2 separate regions of the Homo sapiens genome follow, and region 1 is linked to region 2. A link is a contact called in ENCODE Hi-C or POLR2A ChIA-PET data. All regions are on one chromosome and are shown on one strand. Each heading gives the region's core, a stretch centred on a gene start or an enhancer-like site at or near the end of the contact. The rest is flanking DNA. Distances are from core to core; before and after follow the strand shown.

Evidence for each region. Hi-C counts contacts between places; a loop is a spot of excess contacts on that map. ChIA-PET counts read pairs that join two places held with the same protein, here RNA polymerase II (POLR2A). Pooled maps may share reads with other maps.
Region 1: a loop to region 2 is called in a map of psoas muscle, with 2.1 times the contacts of the local background. The contact joins the enhancer-like site here to the promoter of ZBTB20-AS5 in region 2. A Hi-C loop is called at or near these places in 8 of 168 maps with a recorded cell type or tissue (B cell, CD8-positive, alpha-beta T cell, Caco-2 and 5 more), 4 of 37 single-sample maps with no recorded cell type and 6 of 50 pooled maps. POLR2A ChIA-PET finds 5 or more read pairs at or near these places in 5 of 52 experiments (IMR-90, OCI-LY7, WTC11 and 1 more).

The regions. Positions count from the first base shown.
Region 1 is chr3:114,491,783-114,498,771 of GRCh38, reverse strand. All of the region lies in intron 7 of ZBTB20 (zinc finger and BTB domain containing 20), which reads left to right. The region is part of intron 1 of ZBTB20-AS5 (ZBTB20 antisense RNA 5); the gene reads right to left. Among named protein-coding and RNA genes, the nearest start is that of ZBTB20-AS5, 42 kb to the right of the region's middle. Within about 2 kb of position 2,676, at least 8 of the 41 ENCODE cell types and tissues checked have a DNase peak (open chromatin) inside an H3K27ac peak, as active enhancers do; they include dorsolateral prefrontal cortex and psoas muscle, where a contact is called at or near this core.
Region 2 is chr3:114,452,321-114,458,425 of GRCh38, reverse strand. ZBTB20-AS5 (ZBTB20 antisense RNA 5) reads right to left here and starts at 4,833. Exons shown (of 3, transcript NR_121661.1): 1 at 4,786-4,833. All of the region lies in intron 7 of ZBTB20 (zinc finger and BTB domain containing 20), which reads left to right.

The DNA of each region.
Region 1 (6,989 bases), core at 1,427-3,926, 43 kb before region 2:
AATGCAAATCTGATTCTATGCTACATCAGCCATCAGTTGCATAGCTTCTAGAGATATCCTATTTTTTAACCACACATAAGGCTGGGGGAGTGACCTATAATGAGCAGATAATCCGTTCATATACCCATGACCTTGTGCCATCCCTGGGCCAGGCTTCATGTTTGCTTGGCTTGTTCCAAATCTTGAAGCTGCCCTCATATCAGCAGGGTGACCGGGCTTATGACAGTCCTACTGTCCTCAAGTATCCCATAGACACAGTTGATGGTTGATGGCTCCAGAGTGGTGCCCCAGAGGCTCGACAAAAGGAAAAGAAATGTCCAATGTCCCTTGAGAACAGATCAGAACATTATCTCCCCAGTGCTTTGACTCCAAGTGCCTCTTCAATGGCCTCCTCTAAACAGGTACAGAATTCTGCTTGTTCGATCTTCTCTTAGCAGTGCATTTAGTCCAGTATCACAATCTGTATTTGACCTGGATTTCAATAGGAACTGAAGAGCTCTCAGATGTTCCCCCAAGAATTTCCCATTCCATTACTGTTTAGCAGAAACAAAGAGGAACCCTCCATAATCTGCCATGCTACCTTGAAGCAGGTAGCACAGACTTACCTTATTTGGGAAACTTGGTTCTTATAAGTTAGGTCTCTATACAATTCAGATTCAGATTTATTCTCAGGACAATATCTTTCAGTATTGAATATTAAGTCTTGAAAAGGGTGTTAATTTACAGCCTTAGTGGCAGTCTCTGTTAAAAAGACCTTCCTCCATCACAGAATTTATCCCTCACTCTTACTGTCACCCCAGCCAGTCACCAGCCCCTGCCATACCCATCAGAAAGTGCCTTACTGCTGGGATCTTCTGCCTTCATTAGATTGCTAATGGGCTCCTACTATGCTTATAAAAGCTAACACTACTACTTGGCTTCGTTTTGATTAATTATCATGTACAGCTCTTTATTTAGTTTTCATTCAACAAACATTTATGGAAAGCTAGTCACTGTGCTTGGTTCTGGAAACTCCGGGATAAATAAGAAATGCTTTCTTTTGTTAGAAATCTCAGTCTGATAGGGGAGATACATAAGTGAATAAAGACTATAGCATATGATAGGCACTGAAATGCAGGTATATACAAGACGTAGTAAGAGGAATGAAGGAGGAGTGCCCACTTGGATGTGGTAAGGTGACCAGGCTGGGTCTTAAAGTCAGAAGAGTAAATTGCAGTTTACCAGGTAGATATGAAAGAGCAGAAAGAAAAGGGGATCATAATCAAGAAAAATGTAAGAGCATTTACAAAATCAGGAGGCGTTAAGTAGCAGCGAGATTCAGAGGAGTGAATAGTTCAGTGTGATTGAAACATGGTGGTTGAAAGAGTAGTATGAGATTGGGCTGGAAAGCAGGCAGGGGACCTTGCCTGCCATACGGAGGACCTTGTATGCCGTGCAGAGGAGTTTGGACTTGATCCTGCAGGCTCAAGGAGGCTTTGAAGAATTGTAAGCAGATGTATGTTTTAGAAAGAGCACTTGGTGAAAGTGGAGAGGCTGACTCAGAATAGGGAGACCAGGTCAAAGGTAAAAGCCAAAGGCCTGAACTGTGCAGTAGGGGTAGGATGGAGGGAGAGGCTATTTGGTAGTGTTGAAATAGACATTAACCTTTGTGTAATTCCAGCATATCTTGGCCTATTGCATAATCTTTGCCTTCTAGGAGAAAGGCTGAAACATTGTGTGGAGTCAAATTTCAGACCAAAATACATCCTTATGGGATCTTCAGCAAAGACCTCAATTTGAATATGACCTCACTTTGAGCTACTGCCCCCTGGTCACCAGGCTCGCGTGCCTCCTACTGCCCATAGTGGGTGTGAGGGAGGAGCAGGCAGATAAGGAGAAGACATTCCCAGTGTCCTGCTTGTCTCTTCTTTCACCTGAAAATGAAACAGTTTCTAAATAATGCCCCCCTAAAGTCAATCAATGCCCCAATTTCCTATCATTTTCTCATTGCTCCCTTTTTCTAAGCAAAATTTCCAAACCATTGAACTGAATTGCAACTTATGCACAGCCGGGTGTTGAAACAATTCAGTGTATTCATTCCTTCTCTCTGAATTAGAGTTCACCATAAGTGTGCTTTTCTCTTGTTCACTTTGGGCTGCCAGGACAATTTAAAGGAAATTTTCAACAGCTTATGTTTCATGTACTATGTTCTCTTTTGCAAATGGGAGGATATGCGTGGGTGTGTTTAAGCCTTCTCTATATTGCTTTCTGGAGAAAGGTTTGGGAAGATGAACAAGACGAGGAGTAGGGACCTATTGAAAGCCCAGGTCCCCCAGTGACCTGAGTGCAGAACGTAGGCTGGTGATCAGATGGTCAATTATGTGTTTGTCAAAACACAGTGGGCTGCATTCCAGGCTGCCAGCTTTGGAAGCCCAGCTTCTGCCAACCAAATGTCATCTGGGAACATGCAACACTGGGCACTGTGAAGGAGTTTGAAATAGACCATGCCACAGCCAACCTACTGCCAGTCTTATAGCACCAATATGGCATGCACAGCCGGGCCCCATGTTTCAGAGCTCAGGAATTCACTGTACTAAATTCAAGAGGTCAGATGGGTTCATGTTTTCAAAGCCTATGTTCTTTGCTTTGAACACTGTGACTTGCTCCTCAGCAATTTCCAAGGGATTTTTCCAGTCACATCTCTGTGGAAACCACTCTTTTTGTGATGGTTATAAGATCCTTGTAAATGTCCCAGAGGATAGGAAAAAAAAAAATCAACTTGCTCTGACAATGACTATGATTTCGACAGAGGGATTCCAACTCTTAGGAAATTACATTAAAGGTGCATAGCTTTTAAAATATCAGGAACCACCTTGGCAACTTATAAAAAGCAGAAGGGCTTTGCCTATTTTATAAAGTGATTTGCATATACCTGCATAAATAATGTCCCCACCTGTACTTTTATGCATTTAGGTTGAATAAATTAAATTTTGTGATCTTTAAAATATTCACTGTCTTTCATTGCTCAGACACCATTTTCAGGACCCTTCCTCCTCATTTCTTTTCCTAGTGATAAGAGTGGCTATTTTTTTTTCAATCTTTTGACTCATTCAGAGAATCAAAACACTCTGAACACCAATCGACTATAGCCAGGAATATTACCTCCCTCTGGTTGCATTTCTCTTAGCCTTTCTACCTATCAGATGGTGAGTTCCATGTATTTTTAATAAGAGAAATAAAGTATTACTAAGGCGAAAACACAGCACAAGACAGATTTAAGTTCTATTTACATATATATGTAAGAGAGAGAGAGACTGTGTGTGTGTGTGTGTGTGTGTGTATACACAGACTTGCACTGATACACACCTCAGGGACATGCCCATAGTAACCTTTTCTTTCTTTCACCACTGCACTGCGACAACCTCTTCAGGAACCATCCAGCTACTAAGCCATTTCCGTTGTACCTTGGGCCTTCAAATCAAAGCCTGGTCAGTAGGCCACTCTCCCCCACATTCACGCTTTAAGATATTATTAAAAACATGCTATGTACAAAGAATAATTTTTATTGGATAGTTAAAGCATAAATATACCATAAGTACATGACCCTTTCTTGCTCTTAAGGAATTTAAAATTGAGTTAGGAAAAACAGTTATATTGTTGAGCGTTGTGTATGCACATAAGATAATAAATGACTAAGTTCCAAAAGGAATGATACAGTCCAGGAAGTACCATAGGGTTTCATTCATGAAAGAGCCTTGCAGGCTAGAAAGTTTCATGTAAAACTGATTCAGCTGAGTCTTGAAAACTGGCTAAAATGTAAAAAAGATGAAGAGAAACAGAATCATATTCCAAGCAAAATCATATACCAAAGTGTTGGAATCTTCGAGGGGGCCCATAAATAGCATCACTTTTCCCCACTTGAATTCTAAACCTATTGAAAAATAAGACAAAAGAACTGATAGCTAGGGAACCAAAATTTTTATAAAGGTTGGTTGAAGAGCATAGCTTAGTGTAAAGAGGAAATGGGTTTGCTGACTCTCTTCCCTTCAGTCAAACCTTTCAAAAGCTCTCTTACAGGAAAATGTGGATCTGCATATGAGCAACACTTTCCAGGTCATCACCTCCCGATAGTCTCAGTAGAAAAGGAAGGACAAAGAGGTTAAACTCCTGTGCTTACAAATTTGGATAGATCAGTTCTACCTACCTGAGAAATATAGACCAAGGGCTTTCCCACCAATGGGATACTTTGCCTCCATGGGGAATTATAAGGAATGAGACAAGAGGAAAGCAGTGTTTAGAAAACATCTGGAAACTAGGAGTAGGGAAGAGGCATTCTTACCCACACTGACATCCATAGACTGGAAAACAAGAGGAGGAAGTACTGAGTGAGATGAAAATGGGAACCAGAGCCACATCTGGTCTGAGAGCATATACCTGGGGTAAGAACCAGTAGTCCTACTGGTTATCCAAGATCTAAACTAAGGGCCCCTTTTCAGAGTCTCAAAAGTTACAAGAATCAGAACCTGGGGGAACAGGCAAGAAATGAAGATAATGGACAAAAGCCTAGTTAGGAAAAAAAATACAAAAACTCTAGTTTCTTGTTCAACTAATAATAACAATAAGAAATACCTATTGAGTGCTTGCCTTGCTTTAGATACTGGACTAAATACTTTTCATGGCTATCTGATTTAACCTTCAAAACTACCCTATTAAGTAGATGCTACTATAATCCTAATTGTGCAGATCAGAAAACTGAGATTTAACATGTTTGATTTATTTTATAAGAACATCTAATAAATGGTAGAGATAGAACTTGATTCCAGGACTATGTCTTAAAAGCCTCAGCCAAATTTTACTGGACACAAAGTTGAGTGTCTACTAAATACTAAAGGTATATATAATAAAGGAATATTAACATAGTCTCTCTCCTTCTGGAGCTTATAATCTGGGGAATGTAAGACAGATACTAAGCAAATGGTCTCACAATATAACTTGTAATTACAAATTGTGCTTACCACTATATAATAAAAGTACCATGTGCTCTAAGGGCAAATAAAAGAAGAAGATTTAACTGAGTCTGGAAATTCAGGAGAAGCTTCTCTGAAATAGTAACATTTGAGATGACACCTGAAGGTTAAAAACAAAAAGTAAGGATGGATGGTGGAAGAGGATTCCAGGCAGAGGGAACAGCATGAAGTCCCTGAAGAGAGCTGCACAGAGAGAAAAAGGTGACTAGCAGCCCAGGTTGAGGTTGAAGAGATACGTAAGGCCTGATGATAACAGGTCCTTGGTAGGCCATGTTAAGGATTTTTGTGTTTATCCTAAGGACAGTAGAGGAGCAAACTTAAGAAGGACTGTGGCATGATCATTGTTGTTTTTTAAAAGGGTAAACTTTGGGGCATTTATCCCAGAGAGATGGAAACATAACTGTACAACACCTGTACATTATGTTACACCAATGTACATAGCAGCTTTATTTGTAATAGCCCAAAACTGGAAACAACCCACATTTTCTTCAGTGGGTCAGTGGTTAAGCAAACTGTTATATCTATACCATGGAATACCTCTCAGCACTAAGCAGAATAAATTATTGATGCATACAATAACTGGTTTTAATCACAAGGGTATTACATTGGGTGAAAAAGCTAATCTCAAGATGATGTACTGTTACGATTCTTATCTATATAGCACTCTTGAAATGAAAAAAATATGTAAGGATTGAGAACATACTTGTGGATGACAAAGTTAGGGAGTTGGGATAGAAATGGAGGTGAGTGTTGCTATAAAGGATAACGCAAGGGATCTTTTGTGATGGAACTGTCCTGTAGCTTGACTGTGGTAGTATTCATGAGTGTATGGATGTAATAAAATTGCTCAGAACTAAATATACACTCACATACTCATGTGCATATAAAACTGATGAAACCTGAGTAAGGCAGATGGATTGCACCAATGTTAATTTCCTGATTGTGATATTGTACTACAGTTATATAAAATGTTACCATTTGGGCAAAACTGGGTAAAAAGAATAACAAATCTCTCTGTATTATCTCTTACAACTGCACGTTAATCTAAAATTATCTTGAAATTAAAAATTTAAAAATATATATCAAGGTAGCTTAACTTTGGTAAATAATTTGGAAGGATCAAAAATGGATATGAGGAAACCAGTGAGGGAGCTATTCCAGTAGACCACATAAGAGGCAGACTAGAGTATTGACAGTGGAAATGGGAGGAAATTGATGGAACTGAGAGATAATTCAGAAGTAAAATATTCCTGGACTTTTTCATGGTTGGTTATGTGAAATAAAAGAGAGAAGTGGCAACAATGACTCCTGGTTTGGGGCTTATCAAACTATATGAAGGATAATACCATTCACAGTTACATGAAACACCAAAGGAGGACTGGAGTGGAGAGAAGTTTGTAAGTTCTGTTTTTGAGATGTTGAGTGTGAGGTACTTTGGATAGATACATAGTGAGCATATTGCACAGGTATTTATATACATAAAACTGGAATTCAGAAGTAACATGAAGGCTGGAGACATGAATTCAGGGTAATCGACATATAGTGGTAAATGAATCTGTTGGCATGAATAACATTGCCTAGGGACAGGGTTAGATTGAGAAGAAGACCTAAACTGAGACTTGAAGAGCTCTTAATATTTAATCCGCTGGTAGAAAAAAATGAGGCCATAAAATACCCTCAGAAGGAGCCACCAAGAAGGTGGCAGGAAAATCAGAAAACATAGGCACAGAAGCCAAGAGAGTGCCTCAAAGGTAGTGGTCAGTGATGTGACATGTTACTGAGCAATCAAGTAGGTTAAAGACTAACAAATATATATTGCTTATATTAATTTTGAGCTTATTGTTGACCTCAGCAAAAGCTGTTTTGTTGAAGTGGTCAAAACAATAACGTGTTTGTAATGGGATGAGGAGAGAATGAGAAGTGAAGAAACAGCAAATGTGGGCCACTCAGAAGTTTTGCTATGAAGGAAAGGAAAATGAGCTA
Region 2 (6,105 bases), core at 3,584-6,083:
ACAATGACTTTAATTCTTTTGCCCATTCATTTATTACATAGCTACTATACACTGATCATTTAGAAAAAAAAGCACCCTAAATGATTATGCAAACCTTAAATATAACTATATGTTTGTGTGTATTCGTATGCTTTTTTAAAGAGCACATTTGTGACAGGAAGTGAAGAATGGCATAGTCGGGGGAAAATTAAAGAGACACGATGTAATTATCCGAACTGGAATTAAGCCAATTAATAACCCTTGTGCTAACACTGTCCTCAAAGTGCTGAAAATGCCGTCAGATATTTAAATGCCCTGGGTGGTCATGGTCAGCACTCTTCCCTTCATCCATTTTCAGCACCATGCAGGGACATGGCTCACCCTGGTTTCTGACAAAGGACTACACCTGAAGTGAGCTACAGAAGAAGGACAGATTCTATAATTCGAAAACAAGATTCTCTCAAGTGGTTTTGCACAGATTATTACTGATCTCCAATGAAATAAAAATTCTAGTGTTTTTTTTATTTGCTTATTCATTCAACACACATTGACTGAATACCTACTGTGTGCCAGTTTAGTACCATGGCTGAGAATGCGGGCTTTAAAATCAGATTGGCTGGATTTAATTCCCAGCTCCTCACTTGCTAGGCGTGTGATCTTGAGCAAGTTACACAATCTTTCTATACCTCAGTTTTCTTTTCTATGAAATGCGGATATTGGTAGTACCTCATTCATAGGATTCTTGTGATGCTAAAGTATGATTTTAAAATGTAAAGTCCTTAGCAGACTGCTTAGGGCAAGCCAATTAGTAATATGTTGGCCATCATTATTATTATGAGCCAGGAAATATAGTAAAATCTGGGAACAAAGAAATAATACAACCCCAGATGACCTAACATCCTTGAAGTTTAGATTTTAGGAATTTAGTTCTAAACTTTATAATCTCTACTGCCAATCCTTTCTAGTAGAGATCTGTATATTAGATCCTTGCTTTGCTATATGCTTTCATGTCTTGAACCTACATGCTTTGAATATAACACACTCAGCACATCCATAATATACACTTTTGTTTACACACCTTCCTCCATAATAACTACCGTGTAATGACTAGCTGTGTACTTTATATGTTTCCTCATGTCATCCTTAAGACAACTCTATGGGACCAATATCATCACCTTTTACAGAAAGGAAAACTGAGGCTTTCAGAGTAGCTGTGACTTTTGCAGTGTTATATATAAATATGTGTTTGCTCCAAAGCTCTTGTTCTTTTTTCTCAGTTCACCAACAGACATTTACTAAGCACTCCACTGCTTTCTTCTGGGCTCTGGCCTATCAGGTATTTTGGGGCTTGCCAAAGGATCTGCCATTATCAAAATCACTGATTCCTTCCCCCTTTCCAAATCAGTCAACTGTAGGCCGTGTGTTTTAGGCATGGCATAGCAGCCATTGTTAAAGAGGTTGGTGTGCAAATAAACTAAATTACTCTGGCTATGACTTCTCTCAGATTACTTGTCTTTGAGTGGGCTCCCACGTGCCTGACATTTCTTTCGGTTTTCTTCTTTCTCCCTAAGTAGCAATGTTGTTGCTGAAGCATGACTGAGAGATAGTTTTCGGTTTCATACACATCCTGAGTCTTGTTTTAGGGCAAGAAACTTAATCTCTCCAGTAACATCTGATGGCACTGTTCTCTTCATAAGCACCTCTTTCACCATTTAAAAACTGGACCTTCAATTACCCATTGTCAAAAGGGAATCCTTAGTGAACATGATCATATGTGTCCCGAAAAAGATACCATCACTTTCATGGGCGGAAAATATAGTTTCCCCTTTTTAGTAGCTCATTTTCAATTGAAATATATTGGAAAGGTTGTACATACCTAATTCTCCAGGTGGAAAATCTCATCAGTGCTTTAAAACTACATAGTATGCTGAAAGACTCAATCTCTTTCACCCACAATGTGCCTATATTTTAGAAACGAGGTGTATGAGAAAAACCACATCTTCTCACTTGGTGATATATAGCAGATGATGTTCATAGAGCGAATTGTAAATTCAGGGTGAGGTCTTTGTAGATCAAACCACTAGCCTTCATTAGCTTGAAAATGTGACACAAGTTATATCTTGCTGAGACGAGGCCTCTACAATATTATATTTTTCTGCTTTTCTCCTAGAATGAATTAAAGACTTAAATCCCTTGTTCCTAGCATTCAAAATGGTCTCTCTCTCTCTCTCTCCATATATATATATATACATAAACACACATATATATAAAGTGGAAATGTATTTATATATGTAATTATATTTCCATTTGGCTATTTAAACATTTTGAGAAATTGGAGGTTTGTGCACTAACTATATAGGTGGAGTAATCTTCTTATTTGGGAGGTAAGGGTGATTTTCATACCTGTTGGGCCAGATCTTCAAAGAATACTCTAGGTTAGCTGGTGTGGTGGAAAGAGCACTGGCCTGGTGGGCTCCTGGAGTCCTAGTGTCTAGTGTCGACTCTGGGCCTCAGTTTCCTCTCTACTAAATTGGGAGGGGGAGAGATTGATCTCTGGGGCTTTTTCTAGCTCTGTATTCTCTGGGTCTGCAAATCGCCTTCAGTGTCTGCCTTGCCAGCTCTGTTTGTCACAAAGATTAATCCATTTTAACTGTACCTTGGAGTGCACCCGGGAGAGGAGGATGGATGGATTGTTTTGTACCTAATATTGCATCAGAACTTTTGCCTTTTTAGATGAGATCGTGCCGTGCCTAAAATCTGTCTGCCTATCTGCCCACTGACTTTGTCTGTGCTGATCTCTTGCCACGGTGCCTCTTCTTCCAGCATCCTTCTCCCTCCAAGATCTAGATTCGGCATCTGACTGTACCTGTCTTGTTCTCTGCAGCATCTGTCTGCTACACTCCTAGACCATCGTTAATAAACTTTCACACATTACACGAAAACCCCTAATATGTTGGCACCTGCACATAAATATCTATGGTTCATAAAACTAGAGGAGAAAACTCCATTTTTTAAAGACCTCTATCTAGTGCCATTTGTATTTGCACTTTTTGTTTAGTTGTAAGTTTTAATAGTTCCCCCTTTGAGGATTTGTCAGTACGAGCAGTATTGCTTATCAGAACACACCAACAGTCTTTTTGTAATATTCGCTTTTCCCCTTTGGTTCAGCCGAGCCTGCTGACAGATCATTCAAATTCAATTGTTTTATGTCTAAGCCGAACAGCTAATTAAAGTAGGGATGATTAACCTGACTGGCAGTGCCGCTCTCCCTCTCGCGCTCTCTCTCCTTCTCCTTTTCTCTCTCTCTCCCTCCTGTTCCAATCAGTCTTTTTCTCACACACTCTCTCTCTCCGTCTCTCCTCTCTCTCCCTCTCTCTCTCTCTCTCCCCCCCCTCTCTCTCTTCCCCCTCTCTCTTCCTCTCTCTCAGTCTCTCTCTCCCTCCCTCGGTTGGTGTCTCTCTCTCTCTCTCTCTCTCTCTGTCTCTTGCTCTACTGTTTTTTTTTCCTCTCTCTCTCTCCTAAACGTGGTCTGCTTGCTGATGGCAGAATGGCACTCGGAGATTTGTGCATTGTGTCTGGTTTCCTACGGGCAGGCTGACCCAGTGCCTCCAGGGACTTATCAATAGACCACTCAGAAGAGACACAGACAGGAGAGAGGAGGAGGGGTGGGGGGAGAGAGAGAGAATCAATATCAAGAATAGAAGGAGCTCCGAAGCCATTTTTTTTTTAAAGAAGTATCGGGACTTGGGAGAGGGTGACAAAGAAGGTTTTTCAAAGAGGCAGTGGAGGAGGTTCTAATAAATTTGGAAGGAAACAGTTCCCTGTCTTGGGAAAAGGAGAACTCCTGACTGATTAGCATTCACACCAGGTATGAGATGTTCGCTACCCCTTATCACTGTGTCGCAACCGAGATGGAAAAGCCTTTTTTTTTTTTTAGGAGACCGAGGGAGCATGTATTTTGCTGTGTTTGTTGTTGGGGGGTAAGAGGGGCGGCGTGAGAAGCTGTGGGCATTTGTGTATGAGAGCAGAAAGAATGGAAGCAGTACAACGGGGGGTGGGAAAGAGTATGGAGTATGTTACTGTCTTCCCTGTCTTTGTGCACCCCTGGGGGGTTACCCAAGTTCATTTCTAGCAGGTGGATTTAGACGGGAGTTACTTAACGCTTGACCGCCAGTTTTGAAAAAAAAGAAAGAAAAAAACGCTGCTTCCTATGTCTATTAAAGGAAGCTCCAATTTCTCTCTCTCTCTCTCTCTCTCTCTCTCTCTCTCTCCCTTCTCTTTTCCTCTCTCTTCCTCTCTCTCTTCCTCTCTCTCTGCCCCCCATCCCTCTTCCCCTCTCTCCCTCTCCCTCTCTCTTCTTTTTTTCCTCTTCTAACCAGACAGCGGGAGGGTTTCTGGCTCCCAGCCAGCCCAAAAGCCTCTAAGTGTTTTGCACTTGTTTCAGGGAGTAGCTGCCCGGGGATTTTTCAGCATTTTCACTAGAGAACAAAGAGTTCTTTACAAAGGGAAGGGTGGGGGGGGGGGGAGTGAGCTTAATGTCTGATATATGTTTTTCTATTTTTATTAGTTTTTCGCCTAAAAAGAAAGAGACAGGAACAGAACATTCACTCTATAAAGACACAAAGACATTCAAAAGAAATCCAGTTATCTTTTCTCCCCATCATCCCAATATATACATATATGTACATGAAAAAATTAAAAAGAAAAAGACTAGTTAAGTTGCATATGTTGCTCTTTTCTCCTCTTTTAATCTTTCCAAATCCAACTGTTCTTATGCTCACTTTATGCTATTTTTTTTCTACTCACAATAAAAGTTGTTCAGGATGCATCTTCTCTTATCATGTCTTTACCCTTTCTGGGTCGCCAAAATCTTGTGGAAGAAAGAACAAAAGTCCATCAAATAATCAATTTGGTGACTAGAACATCTTCTACTTTTGCCACTTGGGTAAAAAGTTAATTATGGAATTTGGGTTCCCAAAATACCAATGGGGTACATCAGTTCATTCGATCTCACAAGTTTTTGCATCCATCTGTTTAAAAGGTACCACTTGTGTCACTTGTCAGTTATTAAGAAAAGGTAGTAAGGGAGCAGATATTTGTATTTTATTTTTGTTTCTAATTATGTAAATGACAAAACCCCCAGAGAGATTTCTTGCCCCTTCTATGATACACTAGTTCATGCAAAATATAGTCTAGATGGAGATTTTGTCAACGATTCTGATTGCCACGTAGCTTTGTGTTCTCCATTTCAATTTTTGCCTATGCATGTATATTTTTACCATGAATTTGTGTTGTAGCAAACATTTCAGAATGCTTATCATTTTCAAATTAATGCTCCAACAAAAGCAAAAAGAAATCAGATGTGAGCTGTATGTGTAAAATGTAGTAAACAATTTTATCTTTTATATATGCTGTACATTTATATCTTTATGCTAATATCCTGGATTTGTAAACCCAAGATAATGTTTTCTTTCTTAAAGTTCTCCTCTTAATGCATTTATATGTTGATTGTCACTTAGAAATCTTTTTAAGGTACATTATAGACACGAAACTAAACAAGGGGAACAATTCTCAAGCTCTACAAAAATCCTTAAATATATATTATGTACCATTCCTAACTACAGATAACTGTTTTGCTAAGTAGAAAACAGCTACAACAGTTGTTTCAAGAATCAGAAACTCTTTTCTTTTTTTTTCTATTAACTGAAAATAAAATCTATTCATATCCCTGGGGAGGGAAAATGTAGGGGAAAATATAGATATATACATTTTCCATAATTATAGAATGCATTTATGTAACTGCTTCTTAAGGGTGTAATACATATCAGGGCAGAGTGTGATGCTCATCAAAAAACCCTCCTGGCTGGGAGGTGTGAGTGCCTTATGTTTGAAGTAACTTGATAACAAGGAGTCTTTTCGGGAAACCTTACTATGTATGTGTTGCCTCAGTAATGATCCTCAGATAAAAAACAAGTACTAGGTGGCCAGTGTTAGCACTTGAACTCACTGAAAGATATTAGAAGTAGGGGAACTTTTGGCAAATCCAGAATTTTCCAGGGTAACTCACTTCTTACACTTACATGTTTTCTTTAGGAATATTCTTGAATTGCTTTCAGACTTTTCTGT